2 separate regions of the Homo sapiens genome follow, and region 1 is linked to region 2. Evidence: chromatin loops called from intact Hi-C (ENCODE). Cell type or tissue: heart right ventricle. All regions are shown on one strand. Each heading gives the region's core, and the rest is flanking DNA. Links, peaks and the distances in the headings are about the cores only.

Region 1 (8,208 bases), core at 1,327-6,326, 100 kb after region 2:
CTTCGTGGTGTGCAGATGAGGAGGCCACTGGGTAGTATCCATTCTCAGGGCAGTGGCTTTTCTTATTGCAGGGTAACATGTGGCAACTGGCAGAAGACATTTCAAATTGCTGACAAGTATTCTATCATTCTCTTCTCTGACAATGGTCATACAAACTACCTGAGAGTCATTTTTGACTTCTCTATTTCCCACTTTTTGACATGGGGTTGGAAAATCTTGGTTCGTTTCCACTAAATGTCTCTTGGGCACATCTATTCCAGTCCCGCCGCCACTGCTCTAAACCTGGACGACAGCAACAGCTTCCTCACTGATGCCCTGGATTCGGTGTCTCCTCTGTATATCCTTCCTACCAGAGCCAGATTAGCTTTCCTAATAACCATCTTTCTCTTGCTCAAAACCTCACATGGCTTCTTATTTGCTGCAAGAATGTGTAAACATATCCTTTTAAGAGGCCATATCCTTTTAAGGTCCTTAACGTATCCTTTTAAGAAGCTATGGCCGGGCACAGTGGCTCACGCCTGTAATCCCAGCACTTTGAGAGGCCGAGGGGGTGGATCACCTGAGGTCAGGAGTTCAAGACCAGCCTGGCCAACATGGTGAAACCCCGTCTCTACTAAAAATACAAAAATTAGCTGGACGTGGTGGTGGATGCCTGTAATCCTAGCTACTCGGGAGGCTGAGGCATGAGAATTGCTTGAACCTGGAGGCGTAGGTTGCAGTGAGCTGAGATTGTGCCATATCACTTCAGCCTGGGCAACAAGAATGAAACTCTGTCTCAAAAAAAAAAAAAAAAGATATGGAGGCCCATGGCCTCTATCTTTCCAATGCAGCCCCTTCCCCAGCAGTACTCCTGAGCCTGTGCTCTCCACTGTGGACTGACAGTGCTCCTCTCTTTCCTTCAGTTCCTCCTTGGCTGTCTGCTCATTTTGCAGAGTTATCTGGAACCTCGTCACTATTCCATCTGTCCATTCCCATCCATTCCTTAAGGTTTAGCTCAAGTACCACTTCTGGGCCAGGCCTGTAGGCCATGTTAAGTGAACCTGGTGGGGGGCACAGGTTGTTTTTCTAGGAGGATTTTCACATTACATTGCTACTTACATGTCGTATGGTTAGTGCTAATTGATCCAGACTCCCAAACGGCTCCTTCCACCATCAGGATCAAGGCCCCAATCTTGGGCTTTGTCGACCAGTCTAAGCCAAGCTTTTTTGGACTCACATTTGTGACTTTCTTGGACTCATATTTGGCTCTTTCCAATGCACATTTGAGTGTCTGCCAGACTGTTCCTTAAAAATGGAATTACCCTATTCTGTCTACTATTGCTTAAGATCCTCCTCTTCTAAGAAGATTATGCAAATTATTTCTGCCAACCTTCCAATCTGTTAGCAGAATCCTGTACTTTCCATTTTTGGGTAGATTCTCCCTTCCACTCTGGGAAATAAAGTGTGTGCCCTGAGCCTCAAGGGAAGAGGAGCTTCCTTTGTGAATGCTTCATAGTTGCTTCAGCAGCTGCAAGGCTGTTGTCCACTACTAATTATGACATTGACTTATGTACTTTCTTTGAGACTGAAGTCCAGTACCTGGTAGTCCACAGGCAGCCAATAAAGGAAGGGAGCTTGGGAGGTCTGGGTCTTTCCTTACTGGCTGTGGGACCTTGGGAAGTTGCTCCAGCTATCTGAGCCAGGGTCTGCAGACTGAGAGAATAGTCCTTGCCTTGCTTGGGTTGTTGTCAGGTCTAGAGATAACCTGTGTAAGGCTCTGAACACAGGAAATGGCACATAGTAAGTGGCTGAAACATGGTGGGCTGCTTCCTGAGGTTCCCAGGGACTTGACTCTATAAGCTGAAGAAGAGGGGAATGTTTATTAGCTCATGGGTGGGAACATCTATTTTGTGATTGTATTTACCCTTCACATCTGTTCAATTAGATTGAAAATTACTGCAGAACCAGTACCAGCTGTTTCTTTGGGGTACTCAAGGGATGATGCAGGGTTGAAGCATTAGAATGTTTTAAAATTCTCTGACTGAGATGGGATGATTCTCTGACGTTAGTATATGGACATAATAGAAAGGCACACAGTAAAAATGTGCTGCTGTCTAGGAAAGCAGGGAAGGAGGCTCAGGCTGGCTTCCTTTTCCACCTCCTGGCTCTGTGCCCATTTCCCTGCAGCTCACCATGGCCACCAGCCGCTCCCGGTCCTCCGCCTTCCCCACATGGCACACAGTGCCCGTCACGCTCAGCCCCTCCCCCTGCAGCGTGGCCACCGCCTGGTCCACATTCTGCTGCTTCCGGCTGCTGACGACCACGTGGGCCCTGTCCTGGGCCAAACGCCGGGCGATGGCGAAGCCGATCCTGTGAGCAGAAAGAGACAAAGACTGCTAAGGCCTGTGCAGGGGAAGAGGTCGACAGCATGGGCTCTGAAGTTAAGACTGCCCGGGTTTGAATTCTGGCTCTTTCTCTATATAACTCCTACGTGTGCCTACTATGTGTAAAACAGGCTTAATGGCATGGCCATTTTTAGCACTGCTTTACTTATTTTTATTATGACCTGGATCACAGCCTTAGTTCCCAAGAACTGACATCACTTTCTACAGTTCCCACCACGGGTGACAGGCTTCATCTCCTGTTGGGACTGAGAGGTGAGAAATGAGCTGGGTGTGCAGCAGCAGCCACTTCCGTGATTTGAAGGTCTCACTCAGAACAGTCCTGCCGCCAGGTTTCTTTCTTACTAGTCTACATCATTCTCAAAATTCTTTCCATAATTATTTTTTGGGGTGCATGTGAAAAGATGGTCTCTGGTCAAAAACGTAAATATTGCCTTGGGAAGAAGAGTTACACATTCTGCAGTTGTCAGCCATTAGCATTTTATCTACATTTGTATTTTAGTTTTGTGAAGAGCTGGCATCTAGCAAAGTCCTGTAGAAATGAGAACCAGGACTGACAAGAGAGGTGGGTGAGAAACAGGCTGGGCAAGGTAGGCCCAGATGTACCGACCTAAAAAAAAGTCTCGACACATGGCTCTGGTGTCCCATCTAGGTAAGGGGGAGGGGTTCCGGGACACTTTCTGGAGCCCAAATAGAATGGTACATTTTCAAAAAGCTGGAGGCCTTGTTATAAGATTTTGAATCCAGATTCCCTTGCATTTCCAGTTTCTGGTCTTCCCAGAGGCTAGGTAAGGCTGGTTGACTGGGGCAGCCCAGAACACTGGGGGGACTAGATCGATGGGGCTGCACAGAGGTGGCACAGTTGTGCCAGAGGCAGCAGGGACAGAAGGGCTGGCAAGGGAGGGCCAGGGTATTCGGAGGGGCTTCAGGCGGACCACGTGGCTACTTTTTTTCCATGGCCAGACTTTGGCGGTATGTGAGGTCTGAGGACAGGGGCACTGGAGGCAAAGGACGAGACACCAGTGCATGTTTCCAGGCAGCCAGGGCCTCAGAAACTCCGGCACCAACACTCACCCGTCGGTGGAGGCCGTTACCAGGGCCACCTTATTTGTGAGCGGGTCCCGGCGGGTCATCCTGGAGCTGGCCATCCGCACCGACTTCCGTGCCCAGGCACAGAGGCCTAGCAGCCTGGCCATCTGCATGGATCAGACCAGCAAGTCTGGGTTCCACTCCTTCCAGCGGAGGTGACAGAGTAGGGCGAAGGGGCAGGACGAAGGGCGGGCCGCTTCCCTGCCTGCCCCCTTCCCGCCCTCGGCCAGCTGGGAGTCGTCTGTGGCGGTTGGCGCCTCCCGCCGCCCGCCAGTCGCCCCGCCCCGCAGCCAGCTACCTTCCGCCTGACTGGGGCTTGCCTTCCCGGGCTGGTGAGTGATCAAAGCGCTCTCCGTTCAAGTTGCCTGTAGGGCTCGCCCCTCCCCTGGCCCCCGCAGGAACCCGCAGACTTTGGCTGCTGCCCTTCTGCATCTGCTTGTCCACGTTTTCTTCTTGGGGAAGTGGGGGTTTTGAGTTGGTTGCTTTTGCTTCTTCAGAATTCCTTCTCCAAGAAAGTCTGGGTCTATGTATGTGACAGCCCACAGGAGGGCAAATGTTTTGAGACTGCCCATGGAGGTGAGGCCTGTGGTCCCCATGGAGTCCACCAGGTGAGGCTGGAGCAGCCTGGGAGAGAGACGTGATAGGCAGTAGCTGCGCCAGGCCTGGCACTGCCCTTCACTCTGCCCAAGGTCTCTTCCATCTTCACGGGCCCTTGGAGGGCAGACTACGGTCATTGGCAAAACAGGATCTCATATCCCTCGCCAAAGGGACTTCCTCCTTTACAGGGGCTAAGTGGTAGCGAGGAGGCTGGACAGTCCCTCAAGCAGTGGTGGAAATGCAAAGAACTCGGGGCACTCAAGTTCTCCCTAACCACTCTGTCCCCAGGTCTTAGCCTCCATCCTAGTTCAATAAATATTTGTTGAATGCAAAATCTCTTTATGAACTGTAAGCTACTAAGCACATAGTAGTTACTGCCACCATGTAGTGATTATTATTGGTGCCCTGGGCCAGACTCTTCATCTGTAAATTACTGAGGGTATGGATGATGAATAAAGTCCTTGCCAGCTATAAATTCTGTGTCCAAGACTTCAGTCTCCACTTCTGCCAAGTGGGCTGAAATGATCTCCCTCCTGGGTTTCCGGGAGAATGAATAAATATGGATGGCTTATGGTACAGTGTAGAAAGGCCGCAACAGACCCAAAGGTAAGTATCTGAATTAGTTTAACCCACTGGCCTCCAAAGCCAGACTGAGAAGCAGTGCTGGTTCATGGCAGCGTTTTCACTAGTTCAAAGCAAAATGAGAAAAGGAAACAATTACAGTGAGTTTCATAAAGCTAAGCTTATTTAACAGTCCTTTATTGTGGAGTATACCTTTCCTTCTTTTTGTGTGTGTGTGTGTTAGTGTTTTGTTTCAGAAAAGATGATGAAAGCAGATGGGTAGGTTTAGAGATGTGTTATTGGTGAAATCACCAGTTTGGCAGCCTTATGCCAGTCCCTACAATTAGAGGGGAAAGAATCCTGGTTTGTGAAATCCAGTTCTAGGCATGACTTTTGAATAGAATTCATGTTTGCTCAAGATTCATTTAGTATATGTGCAGGTCAGCTGAGCAGCTGAAAAAGGATTTGGACATTCAGCTGGGCGTGGTGGCTCACCCTGTAATCCCAGCACTTTGGGAGGCCGAGGCGGGCGGATCACGGGGTCAGGAGATCAAGTCCATCCTGGCTAACACGGTGAAACTCGTCCCTACTAAAAATACAAAAAATTAGCCGGGCGTGGTGGTACTTGCCTGTAGTCCCAGCTACTCGGGAGGCTGAGGCAGGGGAATGGCATGAACACGGGATGCGGAGCTTGCAGTGAGCCAAGATCACGCCACTGCACTCCAACCTGAGCGACAGATGGAGACTCTGTCTCAACAAAAAGAAAAAAAACAAGGATTTCAACATTCAAAAGGGGGTGTATGGCGAGCAAGTAATAGAACAGGCCTGCACTGGATTTCTAGTGTTTTCCTCAGCCAAGAAGTTACAGCTGCAGCACTCTGCTTTGCTACTCAGCACATCCCGATGAGACAGGAGAGCTGCAGTATAATTTTCCCCATGTCCAGGCAAAGCTGACTCTGACTGGTGCTCCTCAGTCTGAGCCTCATGAATTATTGACAGAGGCTGGAAGCGCCACACTCCTTGTGCTCTTGCACTGTTTGGAGCTCATGCACTGTGGGAACCCTTCCCAGGGCTCTCCATCTGTGTGGGGCTGGGGGGAGGGTACACAGGAGGACTGCTGCGGGGGTTCTCAGGGCTTGGTTCAAAGGGACAAGCCTCCAGGGGGGTATTTGATCTCTCTTCCTCTTCTCTTCAGAGGTAGACGGGCCCACTGAGGGGCTGAGGGTTCCAGGAAAGTGAGGAAGACCACACTTCAAAGAGCAAAGGATTCTGGGAAAAGAGAATTGTGGCTTGGGAGCTTGGTGAACAACACATGGCCCTTCCTTGTGTGGGCAGGGTTGCTATTTGGCCTCCAGCACTATTTCTTTTTCTTTCTTTCTTTCTTTTTTTTTTTTTATTATACTTTAAGTTCTAGGGTGCACGTGTACAACGTGCAGGTTTTTTACATATGTACACATGTGCCATGTTGGTGTGCTGCACCCGTTAACTCATCATTTACATTCGGTATTCCTCCTAATGCTATCCCTTCCCCATGCCTGCACCCCACGACAGGCCCCAGTGTGTGATGTTCCCCACCCTGTGTCCAAGTGTTCTCATTGTTCAATTCCCACCTATGAGTGAGAACATGCAGTGTTCTCACAGGGGGCCTGTGAGCAGAAAAGGATAGAAGGAAGTCAAGAAGTATGGGAATCTCTAGCGCTACTCCTCATCAAGCTGGCTTATTGGAGATAAGAACAGGAAATCTTGGGGTGGGCATGGTGGCTCATGCCTGTAATCCCAGCACTTTAGGAGGCTGAGGTGGGCAGATCACTTGAGGTCAGGAGTTTGAGACCAGCTGGCTGAGATGATGAAACCTCGTCTCTACTGAAAATAAAAAAATGAGCCGGGTGTGGTCTGGAGTTTGAGACAAGCCTGGCTAACATGGTGAAATCCTGTCTTTACTAAAAATACAAAAATTAGCTGGGCATGGTCAAGAGTTCAAGACCAGCCTGACCAACATGGTGAAACCCTGTCTCTACTAAAAATACATGCCTGGTGGCATGTGCCTGTAATCCCAGCTACTCAGGAGGCTGAGGCAGGAGAATTGCTTGAACCTGGGAGGCAGAGGTTGCAGTGAGCTGAGATCATGCCACTGCACTCCAGCCTGGGCAACAGAAGGAGCGACTCCATCTCAAAAAAATAAAAAAAGAAGAGGAACAAGAAACCTTTCAGGGAAATACATACATATGTGGGAGTATCTCTCTGAAATGGGAACTGTAATAGGCAATGGGATTGTTCTTGTATGGAGGTGGTAACATCTGCCTATCTTGAGGGACAAATGCCTCCATGATTGAGGGCTCTACTCTCATCCTTTTCAAGGGCTGCCTGCGGTCCAGAAGAGAATTCATCTGGGATGGATTTTAAGTCTTGCATTTTGCAATAGCTGTCCCAGATTCACTGTTGAGTCATGCATCACTGACACAAGTCAGGATTAGGCTATGTGGAAGGGCTGGTGTGGGATTAGGACAACTGCCAAGCAGAGAAATAATAGTAAGAGTGTTAACAGCATTTATTGAGCACTTCCTTAGTAAGTGCTGGCAAGTGTTAAGTGCTTTTTAGAAATTTTATTGAATATTTTTAATCTGGTGAAATGGGTGTTTTAATGTAGGGAGCCAAAGGCCTGAGGGTCGTGACCAACTCAGCATTCCACTGAAGGCTATATGATCAAACAGCCAACTGTTTATCATGATTGCAAAATGTGGGCAAACTCGCTTCTGCACCTGCCACCAGGAGGTTTGCTGAGGGCAATTACTCCCTGGTGCTGTGCTCCTTGAGGTTATCTACTGGAACCTCTGGAGACTACTGTTCAAAGAATGCAGTCATACAAGCCTACACTAAGTCAAGCAGCTTACTGACAACCACCCCTTTCTCCCTATCTCCTTTACTCAGTAAATACGAAGGGGTATAGAAGCTCAGGGCCCTTGTTCCCTAGAAGAAATGAGCCCCCTGACCCCTTCTTCCATATGTACTCATTTGTCTTTATTACCATGTTAATCTTCTTTTGTTCAGTCCACCAAGGACTGTGGCATTTTAAATTCTTTTTTTTTTTTTTTTTTTTGAGATGGCATCTTGCTCTGTCATCAGGCTGGAGTGCAGTGGCACAATCTTGGCTCACTGCAACCTCTGCCTCCCGGGTTCAAGCGATTCTCCTGCCTCAGCCTCCCGAGTAGCTGGGACTACAGTACCTGGTGAGCTAGCACAACACCTCGCTCAGCTAATTTTTGTATTTTTAGTAGAGATGGGGTTTCACCATGTTGGCCAGGATGGTTTCCATCTCTTGACCTAGTGATCTTCCTGCCTTGGCCTCCAAAAGTGCTGGGATTACAGGCATGAGCCACTGCGCCCGGTCGGGTGTTTTAAATTCTATATGTGAAAGTCGAGTGAGTGATGACAACCTCAACCACTGTCTGTGTTGTATAGCTACACTTCATTTTGATGACATTGTTGGGGGATTGATACTTTTCATAGAAATCAATTTTCTCTGAATTGGAATTTTAACTTTCAGGATCAGTGTGTTTTTCAAATCAACACATCTGTTCAT
Region 2 (6,539 bases), core at 1,540-6,539:
GAGCCTGGCTCACGTTATCTCTTGTGAAGCCCCCACACCCTCTTGCAGCCCTCTAAGTGGGACGTTTCCTTCAGAGACCACCCACAAGGGCTGCCCAAGTGGAACGGGCTGTGCGACAGATGTGGGTCACTTCCGACTCTGGGACAAAAGCTGAGAAGAGAGGCCTCAGAGAATAAATAGGAGACTAAGAGGACAGGCAGACAAACAGGACGAGCCTGGGGGCTCCAGGCCTGGACGGAGGAAGAAGCCAGCTATGTAAGAAACGAAGGCAACTTGGCGCCCTCCTCCCACCTTGCTTGCCTCCCTCCCCTGGGCCCAGGTCCCTCGGGCTGCTCTGGACTTCCCGCCAGGTTCCAGTCCTTCCAGTCCGGGAGAGGCCGGGAATGGATATTTAACCTTCCACCTTCTTTAGGGGGCTCTGAGCTTAGTCTCCCGGGGCTCACGTACCCTTGTCCCCAGGGCCCTGCTGCCTCTCGAAGTACCCTGGGGCGCTGGCTGAGAGCCCGTTAGAGGTCCGAGGGAGGTATCTGGGAAGGAAAGGAGGATATGCGGAGACCTGGCTCAGCAGAGAGGAGCGAGGAGAGAGAGGAAGTTCTGAGAGTGGCAGATAGAGATCGCGCGGTCAGAGGCGAGCGAGGCAGAGAAGGGGAGGTGCAGGCGGAAACGAGGAGCACCGGCCGGCTGCCCTCCCAAGAGACGCGCGGCGCGGGAGGCTGGACCCACAGCAGTCGCCCCTGCCCGCCTCCGCCTAGGATGGGAAACCTGGCGGAGGCTGAGAGCAGGAGAGCGCCACTGGCAGCCCCGAGGGGGCGAGCGCAGCGGAAGGTGCGGGTGGGCCCCGGGCCGGGGGTCACTCACCGCAGGCCAGGGCGGTACAATGCGGCCATGGCACCTGGGCAGGGGCTGCGGGGTGGCCAGGAACCGAGCGGAGCCGGGGAGGTATGGAAGGCGGGGAAGGAGGGAGCGCGGCGAAGCGAGCCACAGCAGAGGCTGGCGGGAGGCGCTTAAAAAGGAGGGGGGCAGGCGCGGGGGCGGAACCTGGTAGGGCTGGCACTAGCTTTCCTCCGCCCCGCTGGCAGGCCAGCTCCCTCGGCCCCGGGGCTCCAGGCTCCAGGTCAGCCCAGCCGCCGCCCCAACCCCTGCCTCCAAACCGCCAAACCCATCTCTCCCATTGGAGGACTGGGTCCACTCTTCGGCCCCCGACTTCGAGGCCCCGCCCCCCATCCGCCACCGCCCTCCCAGCCGCACATGATGTAACTTTGAGGACTCTTGCTCCCGGGAGAGACACTAGGTGGCAAACAAGCTAGGAACGAGGGGCGAGGCCAGGGGCGGGAGACTACAGGGGCCAGACGTCTAGAAGTTAGGGGGTTGGGCATTGCCTTTCCAGTTCCTCCTCCTGGGGACGCGACACCCTGAGTCCTGGGCCTTTCTGTAGTCCAAGTGCCCAATGCTAAGGTCCACTTAGTCCCCAACTCCTAAATCCCCGTTTCTCCTCCTGATCAAGGCTCCTTTCTGCCTTGCCATGAAATGGTGGAGTCTCTCTACCCCTGGGTCTCTTCCTTGGTCCTCTGATCTGGTCATTCTCCTCCCCCGGCACATCCCCTCTTCCCCTGACGGAGTCTTACTCTGTCACCCAGGCTGGAGTGCGTGCAGTGGCGCGATCTCGGCTCACTGCACACTCCGCCTCCCGGGTTCAAGCAATTCTCCTGTCTCAACCTGCAGAGTAGCTGGAATTACAGGCGCCTGCCACCACACTCGGCTGATTTTTTGTATTTTTTGTAAAGACGGGGTTTCTCCATGCTGGCCAAGCTGGTCTCCAACTCCTGACCTCGTGATCCGCCTGCCTTGGCCTCCCAAAGTGCTGGAATTTACAGGCGTGAGCCACCACGCCCGGCCTGGTCATTCTTTCTCTCCACAATCCAATGAGGAAACTCATCTGCCCACCCAACTACCATCATAAAGTCCTCAGGTGATTTCTCAAGCTATACCTCCATTGGGACATCTCTCTCCAACCTGAGACCACTGGATATCACCCACAATGCTATATAGCACCTCAAACTCAGCATATCTATGATGGGTGTCTGCTCAGCATCCACTCGCCTTTTCTGGTAATAGCACCCTGATTTTCTTTTGGGGAACCATCTCCTCAGTCTGTATTGTCATGTGGGTCTGATGTCACCCCTCTTGGGGGTAGGCTTGCAGCTTAGCCAACTTTTGTGTTCCTCACTCTGGCCACAGCAATCAAGGATGTTCAAGGATGGGCATGAGATCCCTCTCTGGGACTTTTTCTAAAACTTTGGAAGTTAGCTCTCTTTCTGCTGAGTTGCTGAGCTGGTAGAATATAAGCCTGGAGCTGCTGAGTGTTAGCTTGGCACTGCAAAGCAGGAACCTGGCTGAGACAGAAGCCAGCCTAGAGGAAGCAGAGCAGGGAGATGGCGAGCAATGGATTCCTGATTTCAGTTACAGGAATTGATGCATTTCTTCTCTTGCTCAAGCTAATTTTAATTGGAGTTCTGCCACTTGCAACAGAAACAGTCTTGATTCTCAGATTTCTTGGAGTTCTATGCTGGAACATAGTGGGATAAGGAGAGCTGGTCTCCAGCCACGGGCTTGCTACTGGTCCCCGTCTCTTCCCCCTCAGGCTCTAGCCTACACTCAACCTCAGGTATATGTATTTGGATCTCTTTCCCCCCAGTTCATAGATCCAAACTCTGTCCACACTTACCCAGCTGCAAACACATACCTCTTGGCCAACCTTTGGGCCTAAAGGTGTGCACACTGGTGGCAGCATGGTTGACCTGAAGGTCATCATCTTCTCCATAATCCTGCACCTGCTCTCATGGTTTCCTACCTCAGCAAATGGCACCATCATCTGGCCAGTTGCCCCAAAGGGAATCAGTCTAGACTATTCTTATCCTGCATAGCTAATCAGATGCCAGGACCTTTGGAATTGTACTTCTCAATTAGCCCTCAAGTCTGCAACTATCCCCATGGCCAGGGCCTTAGTTCAGGGCTTATCTCTCACCTGGCTTCAGGTGATAGCTTCTAAGGCACTTCTTGGACTCCTGCCTCTCCAAACACCAACCCCTCTCCCTACCAAGCCACTCCCCACACTGTGCATGCAAATCCACTTGGAAAGTTAAGAGAGAAGAATAATGTTTATGCTATGGACAGTAGGTGCCAGGCTCTGTGTCAGCAACTCTGCATGCATAATCTCATTCTGTTTCACAACTATATTTTACATATGTGGACACGGGCTTAAAGAGTCATTTGCTCGGTCACCCTAAGGGAAGAATCAAGGAAAAAGGGAGGCAGGACCCCAGAAGTATGCCAACATATAACACCCTAAATCAAAGGTCAAATGCCGCACTTGACCTCCAAGATGCCTGCTTGGGCCTCTTCCAAGTGTACTTTCCTTTCTTTCATTCCTGCTCTAAAGCTTTTTAATAAACTTCCATTCCTGTTCTGAAAAAAAATTATTCATGAATATTTTATACTTTTATCCTATTATGAATGAAATGTTCTAATTGTTTACCACAAGTACATACAAATAAAATTGCTTTGTGTATATTGAAAAAAAAAAGAGTCATTTGCTCAAAGTCACACAAATGGTTAGCAGGAGAAATGGAATCTGAATCCATATCTTTCTGACTCTAATTACCAAGTCCCCCTCTCCCTATAAATCCTATACTGTCCCCTTGATTTACCATTAAAAATTAGATCATATCACTCTTAAGCTTAAAATCTCTTCCAGGCTCTTTCCATCACATGATATCTTATGTCCTTCATAATCTGACTCCTATTTATCTAATGTTGTCACCCCCACATCCCCACTTGCCTCCTTTTCTCCTACGTACTGAACTCTGAAGTTTCCAGAGCACTTCTGTGAACTTTTTCTGGGCATCTGCACTCAAATTAAACACACACCATCCTGGCCAACATGGTGAAACCCCGTCTCTACTAAAAATACAAAAATTAGCTTGGTGTGGTGGCGCACGCCGGTAGTCCCAGCTACTCAGGAGGCTGAGGCAGGAGAATCGCTTGAACCCGGGAGGCGGAGGTTGCAGTGAGCCGAGATCGCACCACTGCACTCCAGCCTGGGCAACACAGTGAGACTCTGTCTCTAACACACACACACACACACACACACACACACACACACACACACACACAGGCCTTTTCTGTTCGTCCCTTAGAATGAACATCTATTTCATCTGTGTTGCTTCTATCCCATGTATATGCCTATATTTTTGTACTTTACTATACTGTAGTTACTTTTATATCTCTGTAATCCTCACTAGAGTGATGATTTCAGTCTTGTTTTTCTCCTAGTTCCCAGCAGTACCTGGCCTATAACAGGCACTTAATAAAAGTTGGTTGAATAAAAGAATGAATGAGTGCCACGTTTCTGAATTCTTCTTCCCCACCATTACTTTCTTCTCTAGCTTTAGGCAGATGGAGCAAGGGGCTCACGTGCAGATTTCCTTGCACTGCTCATTTCCCCTTATCTGCCACACACTTTTCTTTAGTTCCCTGCCGGGAGAGCCTGGCCCACCAGCTGGCCCTATGTCCAAGGAGTACCACCAGGGGGCAGAGTGTGATCTGCATTGTCCTCTCTGGGGCCTCTGGGTTCATCCCTGAAGTCTCACAGCCCGAGTAGTGATGCTGTGGTGTGTAGCCCAGATTCCCGCTTCAGGATCATGATGCTCATTGTTCCAGCTGCTGAGTGTTGGCTGCTGATAGCTCACAGCTGAGTACTTCCTTGAGCACTATCTGTGGCCAAAGGGAGCTGTCTCACCAAATGCAATGCCCGCTTCCTGGGGGCAGTATGTATCCAATGAATGGTTGTTATAAAGTACAGAGGCCTAGCCCTTTGTCTCAGTTTGGGACAACTCTGAAGGTCCATCCCAGCCCCAGAGCTCTTTAGGCTCAGCTGATTACAACTGCAGTGCCATTCAACTGTTCCCTCTCTTGGGTCCTGCTACTCTTTCTTTGAAAGTCCCCCCCCGTGCCCCCCCCCCCCCCCCGAGTAAACCACCTGCACACAAGTTTCTGTCTCAGAGTGTGCTTCCAGTTGCAAATATTCCTCAGGCTCAACTTGGTTACGGCATTAGTCCTCTAATCTGACTCTTATTTCATTGTTGCCTTCCTCCACAAACACAAAGTGCTGACATACGTGATCCTTCCGAACACAAATCTGATCACATCATGTCTCTACTGAAAACCCTTCAGTAGCTTCTCCCTGCTCTTAGAATAAAGCCCAAACCCTTAATGTGACCTCCCAGGCTCTGCATGATCTGGCCCCTGCTGACTTCTCCAGCCTCAGCTATCACTGTTCTTCCCACCTTCCAGGCTTTCTACTCTCTGGCTACGTGGATCTTTTCTCAGTTTTGTGAACATGTCTACATCTTTCCTGCCTCACAACCTTTGCATATGTTGTTTCTGCCGCCTGGAATTCCCACCCTGTCCACACCTCCAGGCAGGGTCACTTCTTATTCACCTGACCAGTCTTGGTTTAGCATGACTTTCTTAGGCAACCTGTCCCTGTGATGCATCCCCTCTGGCTTTGTATTAGAGTATGTCTTCGTGGAAGAAAATTTCATAGCACCCTGCCCTTCTTCTTCTTAGCACATTCATCTCTGTTTAAATGGTTTGTTTTTATGTAGACACATCTCTAACATATGTAGGACCTGCGGCAGGAGTACAAATAGAGGCCCTCAAACCTTGTGTTTAAATATTTAAAATGGGCTGGGTGTGGTGGCTCATGCCTTGTAATCCCAGCACTTTGGGAGGCAGAGGCTGGAGGATCACTTGAGCCCAGGAGTTTAAGACCAGCCTGAACAACATAGTGAGACTTCTTCTCTACAAAAAATAAAAAAGTAGCCAGGCATGGTGGTGTGCACCTGTAGTCCCAACTGCTTGGGAGACTAAAGTGGGAGATAGCTTGAGCCCAGGAGTTCAAGGCTGCAGTGAGCTATGATTGCACCACTGCACTCCAGCCTGGGTAACAGAGCGAGACCCTGTCTCAAAAAAAAAAGATTAAAATGTATAACTCAGGGTCGGCGCAGTGGCTCATGCCTATAACCCCAGCGCTTTGGGAGGCTGAGGCGGGTGGATCATTTGAGGTCAGGAGTTCAAGACCAGCCTGGCCAACATGAAACCCTGTCTCTACTAAAAATACAAAAATTAGGCCAGGCGCAGTGGCTCACGCCTGTAATCCCAGCACTTTGGGAGGCCGAGGCGGGCGGATCACGAGGTCAGGAGATCGAGACCATCTTGGCTAACCCAGTGAAACCCCATCTCTACTAAAAATACAAAAAAAAAATTAGCCAGGCATGGTGGCGGGTGCCTGTAGTTCCAGCCGGAGTCTGAGGCAGGAGAATGGCATGAACCTGGGAGGCGGAGCTTGCCGTCAGCCAAGATCGCGCCACTGCCCTCCAGCCTGGGGGACAGAGCAAGACTCTGTGAAAAAAAAAAAAAAAAAAAAAATTAGCCAGGCATGGTGGTGCATGTCTGCTACTTGATAGGCTGAGCCAGGA

The links. A loop is a pair of places that touch in the nucleus more often than their neighbours do. Peaks named below come from ENCODE experiments on the same cell type or tissue, not always from the same donor. Only the 100,000 strongest peaks of a DNase experiment are listed, where the experiment ranks them.
Region 1: it touches region 2 in a loop (2.3-fold over the local background); 24 of 110 quality-filtered maps call a loop at or near these places.

The regions. Positions count from the first base shown.
Region 1 is chr14:23,984,323-23,992,530 of GRCh38, reverse strand. DHRS4L2 (dehydrogenase/reductase 4 like 2) reads right to left here and starts at 3,602. Exons shown (of 8, transcript NM_198083.4): 1 at 3,456-3,602; 2 at 2,172-2,349. The coding sequence starts at 3,583. RefSeq lists a silencer at 3,587-3,836 and an enhancer at 4,007-4,066. In heart right ventricle, for the core only: a CTCF peak has its summit at 3,740; DNase peaks (open chromatin) are centred at 2,232, 3,720 and 5,600; H3K4me3 peaks cover 1,331 bases; H3K27ac peaks cover 2,484 bases.
Region 2 is chr14:24,088,754-24,095,292 of GRCh38, reverse strand. All of the region lies in intron 1 of NRL (neural retina leucine zipper), which reads left to right. It overlaps PCK2 (phosphoenolpyruvate carboxykinase 2, mitochondrial), which reads right to left and starts at 982. Exons shown (of 10, transcript NM_004563.4): 1 at 859-982. The coding sequence starts at 887. RefSeq lists enhancers at 587-656, 310-959, 4,829-4,878, 5,794-6,293 and a silencer at 967-1,216. In heart right ventricle, for the core only: CTCF peaks have their summits at 4,379 and 4,579 (motif pointing right); a DNase peak (open chromatin) is centred at 4,592; H3K4me3 peaks cover 46 bases; H3K27ac peaks cover 473 bases.